Regions from separate parts of the Homo sapiens genome. Here region 2 is linked to region 1. A link is an interaction called in ENCODE POLR2A ChIA-PET data of the cell type or tissue named here. Cell type or tissue: MCF 10A. All regions are shown on one strand. Links, peaks and the distances in the headings refer to the core of each region. The heading gives the core; the rest is flanking DNA. Region 1 holds the start of RBM42 (RNA binding motif protein 42). Region 2 holds the start of SYNE4 (spectrin repeat containing nuclear envelope family member 4).

Region 1 (2,899 bases), core at 126-2,625:
GCTCACTGCAACCTCCGCTTCCTGGGTTCAAGCGATTCTCCTGCCTCAGCCTCCCAAGTAGCTGGGACTACAGGCACGTGCCACCACACCCAGCTAATTTTTGTAATTTTAGTAGAGATGGGGTTTCACCATGTTGGCCAGGATGGACTCGATCTCTTGACCTCGTGATCTGCCCGCCTTGGTCTCCCAAAGTGCTGGGATTACAGGTGTGAGCCACCACGCCCAGCGCCCAGCCTATTTTCATCTTAATAATTTCTCTCTCTTTCTCTACTAGTCATATATAGTTGGCTACTGAGCACTTGAAATGTGACTAATGAGAATAACGAACTATTAAATATAAATTTTAAATATATCAGAACAGTCTCGTCATTGCAGAAAGCTCTACTGGACAACATGTTCTAGAATATAAGCTCCCACAGGGCAGAAATGTCTCTCTCAGTCATTACTGTGTTCTCAGTGCCTGGCATATAAAATATTTGTCATGCTAATTAGTCAACAAGCCAAAACGTCAACAGCTCTCTGTACACAAACACCTACTCTGTTCGAGGCATTGTGTTCCCTGACTTACATGCCTTAGCTCAGCCGTACCTGCTGGTATGTGTTGGTCGCGATAATTGGGCGGATCACAGGAGCCGCTGGGACCTGCATCGCTTCTACTGTGGGGACCGTGGGGACAGTGGGCACCGCAGGCACAGCAGTTGGGATTCCAGGTACTGGAGCCCCCAGAACTTCCTGCTCAAACCTGGAGGAGTAGAACAGACATCAGCGCTCAGGACCTCGTACCAATTTTGGAACTGTGGGTATATCGCGAGGGGACCCTCACCCCTGCCAACCTCTCCCCTATCCCCGCCCCCACAATCCCGAAGGTCCCACTTCCCCATGTTAGAGCCGTATCTCCGGCCTATCGAGGCCTGGAGGCTCCGAGATTCGGTGGCTCTGGCTCTGGGACGACTTTTATCACTCTCTGTCGCGGGCCTTACAGGGCCATCTCCGCCTCCATTTCCTTCAAGCGTTCCTCGCCGCTTTTGCCCGGGATGCCAGCGCCAGGACCCGGGACCACGGGTCCTCCTGCACCCGGGAGTCCCGGGGCTGGCCCCGCCCCAGCCATCGCTGCCGTCGTCGCTGTCGCCGCTACTACAGTCTCTGCTTAGCCGCCGCCGCTGGTTCTGCTGTCTACTCTCCCCCTTCGTCCGGGTGGGCTCCCGAGGATGACGTCCAGCAAAAGCGACGGGCGCTGGCGCATGACGTCATACATTCGGGCGCGAGAGCCAATGAGATTTGGCCACACCCTCAGGGGGAATATAGGCCAATCAGAGTGAGAGAAGGACACACGAACGCAAGAACCTGGGCCTATGAGAGCACAGCGGAGAGGCGGCCCCGCTTTCCTGGAGGACCACCGGCTAATGAGAGCGAAGCAAAGTCAGTTGGGCCCATCCCCAATGTGGAATCTGGACCTTTGAGATCGCAGGAAAGTTTGGAGGACCCTCCTGTGCCACCGCAGAGCCCGCGCCGGAAGTTTAAAAAGACGCTAAAGTCCGTGTCAACCCCAGGGTTGGGCAAGGCTGGGAGGCCTGGCTGGCCCCTCGGGGCCCCTATCCTGGAGTAGGTTGACACCCGACCTGTGGTTTCCAGGAAGACCGGAGACGCCCGGGAGGAAGCGCCTGACCCGGCTTCCTGGAGGAGGACAGCTGAAGACATTTAAAGATGAGAGCTGTTCAGGGTGGGAGCCAAGGCCCAGAGACTAGTGCAACTCAGAGGAGCACGTCCGTGGGCTTGGTCCCTGTCCTTTCTTGGGCCACAGCTGACCCTTTTTTTTTTCCCGTAGCCCTCACAAGTGTTTTATTCTGAGTATTTTCAAACATGCACATTAAGGGGAATAGTATAACGCACTCTTAAGTACATCTCAAACGCTACCAATATTCAACACTTCTGGATTTCACTTGATCTATACTTCTTTGTCACGCGCGTCCGTGTGAAGAGACCACCAAGCAGGCTTTGTGTGAGCAACAAGGCTGTTTATTTCACCTGGGTGCAGGCGGGCTGAGTCCGAAAAAGGAGTCAGCAAAGGGTGGTGGGATTATCATTAGTTCTTACAGGTTTGGGATAGGCTTATAAAGTACATTCTCAAGGGCGGGGAGAATGTTACAAAGTACCTTCTTCTTTTTTTTTTTTTTTTTTTTGAGACGGAGTCTCGCTCTGTCGCCCAGGCTGGATTGCAGTAGTGTGACCTCGGCTCACTGCAACCTCCACCTCCTGGACTCAAGGGATTCTCCTGCCTCAGCTTCCCTAGTAGCTGGGATTACAGGTGTGTACTACCACACCCGGCTAATTTTTGTATTTTTAGTAGAGGCGGGGTTTCACCATGTTGGCCAGGCTGGTAGCAAACTTCTGATCTCAAGTGATCCACTCGCCTCGGCCTCCCAGAGTGCTGGGATTACAGGCATGAGCCACTGCGCATGGCCTTATACTTTTCTTATTTTTATATTTTTTTGCTGGAGTATGTTAAAGCAAATTCCAGACATCAACTCAGTCATAAATGCGCCATTATGTCTCCTTAACAGATAAGAACTATTTTTTTTTTTTTGAGACGGAGTCTCGCTCTGTCGCCCAGGCTGGAGTGCAGTGGCGCGATCTCGGCCCGGCCGATAAGAACTATTTTTAAAAAATACCATTAACGCTGGGCTCAGTGGCTCACACCTGTAATCCCAGCACTCTGGGAGGTCGAGGTGGGCGGATCACCTGAGGTCAGGGGTTTGAAACCCGCCTGGCCAACATGGTGAAACCCTGTCTCTACTAAAAATACGAAAATTAGCCGGCCGTGGTGGCGTGCGCCTGTGGTTCCAGCTACTCGGGAGGCTGAGGCAGGAGAATTGTTTGAACCCGGGAGACAGAGGTTGCA
Region 2 (2,889 bases), core at 390-2,889, 380 kb before region 1:
AGGGGACTCAGGTCCAATAGACTTAAGACATCAGAGGGTCCCTGACAGCTCAAGGGGCCCCAAGAGCCAGGAGGATTCTGAAGGGGTCAGTGGAGGTCCTGAGGGATTAGGGATTTCCTGATGAGTTGGGAGTATCTGAAAGGGACCTGTGGTCTGGAGAAGTGAGGAAACCTCTGAAGGACCCAGTGGCTATCTCCAAACGGTCAGGGGTCCCTGAGAGGATCAGGGTGCTTCCAGCCACTGTGGAATCCCTAATGGGGGATCTATTGCTATAGGGGGGCCCTCAGGACCCCATTGCCTTCCCCAGGTGGGCTTCCTCATCCCCGAGGGATGGTTCCTGAGCGGCTGCCCCCATGGCTCCAGCGCTACGTGGACAAAGTGTCAAACCTCAGCCTCTTTGGAGGCCTCCCAGCTAACCATGTCCTCGTGAACCAGTATCTGCCTGGGGAGGGCATCATGGTAACCACACACCCTCGGCCCGTGTCCCCCCACTCAGACTTCTGAGCTGTGCTGGGGCAGGGGACTCTGTACCCACCCTCACTCATTAGGCAGCCACATCTCCCAAACAGGCATTCACCTCCCTGTCCCTGGCTTGGGAAGCCCCCCTTTGACCCAGAGGGTGGGGGTTGTGGACTCCTGCCCTGCCCAGCCCTGGTGCCCACTCCCTAGCCCCACGAGGACGGACCACTGTACTACCCGACTGTCAGCACCATCAGCCTGGGCTCCCACACCGTGCTGGACTTCTACGAGCCGCGGCGGCCAGAGGACGATGACCCTACAGAACAGGTGGGCCCCCAGACACTGCCCCAGCTGCTTGTAGGCACTTCAACCTCGCACATCCTCCAAGATGACCTGGTCCCACATGCCTTCGGGGTACTCCTGGCACTCTCCCAGATACCTTCCCTTGTCCCCTCATGGGGTGTACCCACTTCCTCCCAGACACCCAACCCATCTGCTTACAGGGTGTCTGTCCCACATGCCATGATTTTCACAGGCTCCCCGATGCCCCAACCTGCTGAATGGATACCCCTGACTCCCCAGCAGACACTGATATCCTTAGATACCCCACCGCCATTAACTCGGGGGGCCTCACCTCCTCCCAGATGCTCTATCTGCCCCTGCTCAGGGTGCCCCAGACGTCCTGCTACTCCAGGAATGTGATTTGGGGTGCAGGACACCCCCAGATTCTCCTTGACCCCTTGACACAATTTCTCTGAGTGATGCATTTCTAGCACCCCAGTGTTCACAGAAACGCCCCTGAACACGCCGACCCACTCCTTGAGGCTTGCCCTCGAGCCCTGCATGCTCCTGGATGCTCTGACACTCCCTCAGCTGTGCGGTTGTCCTCTAATGTCCTGATGTCCTTGGGAACCCCCACTGCCTCTAACCTCTGCCTCACTCTCTCCTCACCTGGTCCTGGCTTCAGCCATGCTCTCTCAGCCCAGCTCTGCCTGTATTTCCTGGGGACTGCCTATTCCTGGGTCCCAGCCCCAGCCTCAGCCCCTTTGAGATCCCAGCTGCAGCTCCCACCGGCCGCTGACCCTTTGACGCCCCCATCTGCCACCTAGATCCTGCCCCCTCCCGAGGGACGGCAGAGCCCTCGCCCTCCCTTTCCAGCAGCCCCAGCCCAGGCCCCAGCAATTTTCACTCCTGAACCACCAAAGCCTCCATCATTGTGAGCACACTTGCTCTTCAGCTTTTGCCCCTGGGGACTAGCTGATCCCCGGAGGCTACCGACCTCTCGCCCACCCCCACCCCCCGACTTCTTGAGCCCTGCTGACCCTCAACCCGCCCTGCAGCCTCGGCCTCCGCCCCGGCCCACCACCTCGCTACTGCTGGAACCGCGCAGCCTGCTGGTGCTCCGCGGCCCCGCCTACACGCGTCTTCTCCACGGCATCGCCGCCGCCCGCGTAGACGCGCTGGACGCCGCCTCCTCGCCGCCCAATGCGGCAGCCTGCCCGTCGGCGCGGCCGGGAGCCTGCCTGGTGCGCGGCACCCGGGTCTCGCTGACCATCCGCCGCGTGCCCCGCGTGCTGCGCGCCGGCCTCCTGCTGGGCAAGTGACCGCCAGGGCCGGGACCCCTCGGATTCCCAGGTTCCTGCCCCTTTGGGGCTGCTGTGACTCCGCGACCTAGGAACCGTGGGCAAAGGGGGCTCCCCTGGGTTATTTATTTTCCCAATAATTTTGTGTGAGCTACAGAAGACCCCATACCAAATAAACAAAAAAATCTTTCCTTGGTTTTATATTTTTATTTTTTAGGGGCCAGATGCTTGGTTTCCTGAGGGGAGCGGCATCTAGGGTCTTAAATGAATGGGGTAGGCCCTGGAGGTCCGATTTCTGGGTTCCCAGTGGGGCAGAATCCAGGGCTCTTGAGGAGGTGGCGCAGGGGTTCTATCTGGAACCCTCTTGGATGGCGTGGAGTGATGCTGGGAGATTTAGCTACTGGCCTGCTAGGGAGGAAGGAGTTAAGTGACTCTTCTGTCACCTGAGCTGGGCATCAAATGGCCGGGTCCAGGTTCCTCTTGGAAGGGGCGGAGCCAGACCTGTCCTGGGCCTCTCCTGCAGCCTCAGGCCCGGGTGACTCCAGCGGAGGAGCTCTGGGACACCCTTGTCTAGGGAAGAGGTCTTACTGGCTGCCCTCACCTGACTTTGTGTCCCCAGGCCCCCAGCCATGGCCCTGTCCCTGCCTCTGGGCCCTAGACTTGGCTCAGAGCCCCTCAACCACCCACCGGGAGCACCTAGAGAGGCGGACATTGTTGGATGCACCGTCTGCCCCGCGTCCGGAGAGGAGAGCACGAGGTGGGGGCCGGGGCTTTGGAAGCTTGTTCCCAAAAGGGTAGGCGTGGTGGCAGGGGCCATGTGAGGGTAGGAGGTGCCATGGCTGTGATC

Evidence for each region. ChIA-PET counts read pairs that join two places held together with the same protein. Peaks named below come from ENCODE experiments on the same cell type or tissue, not always from the same donor. Only the 100,000 strongest peaks of a DNase experiment are listed, where the experiment ranks them.
Region 2: POLR2A ChIA-PET joins it to region 1 with 5 read pairs; 2 of 35 experiments call an interaction of 5 or more read pairs at or near these places.

What each region holds. Positions count from the first base shown.
Region 1 is chr19:35,627,363-35,630,261 of GRCh38, reverse strand. RBM42 (RNA binding motif protein 42) reads right to left here and starts at 1,226. Exons shown (of 10, transcript NM_024321.5): 1 at 981-1,226; 2 at 589-742. The coding sequence starts at 1,108. RefSeq lists enhancers at 1,121-1,415, 1,564-1,803, 1,729-2,256. In MCF 10A, for the core only: no CTCF peak of the experiment used is centred there; a DNase peak (open chromatin) is centred at 1,331.
Region 2 is chr19:36,008,464-36,011,352 of GRCh38, reverse strand. SYNE4 (spectrin repeat containing nuclear envelope family member 4) reads left to right here and starts at 2,540. Exons shown (of 8, transcript NM_001039876.3): 1 at 2,540-2,799. The coding sequence starts at 2,672. It overlaps ALKBH6 (alkB homolog 6), which reads left to right. Exons shown (of 7, transcript NM_032878.5): 5 at 308-459; 6 at 670-786; 7 at 1,800-2,233. The coding sequence ends at 2,063. RefSeq lists enhancers at 2,287-2,826, 2,827-2,889. In MCF 10A, for the core only: no CTCF peak of the experiment used is centred there; a DNase peak (open chromatin) is centred at 1,902.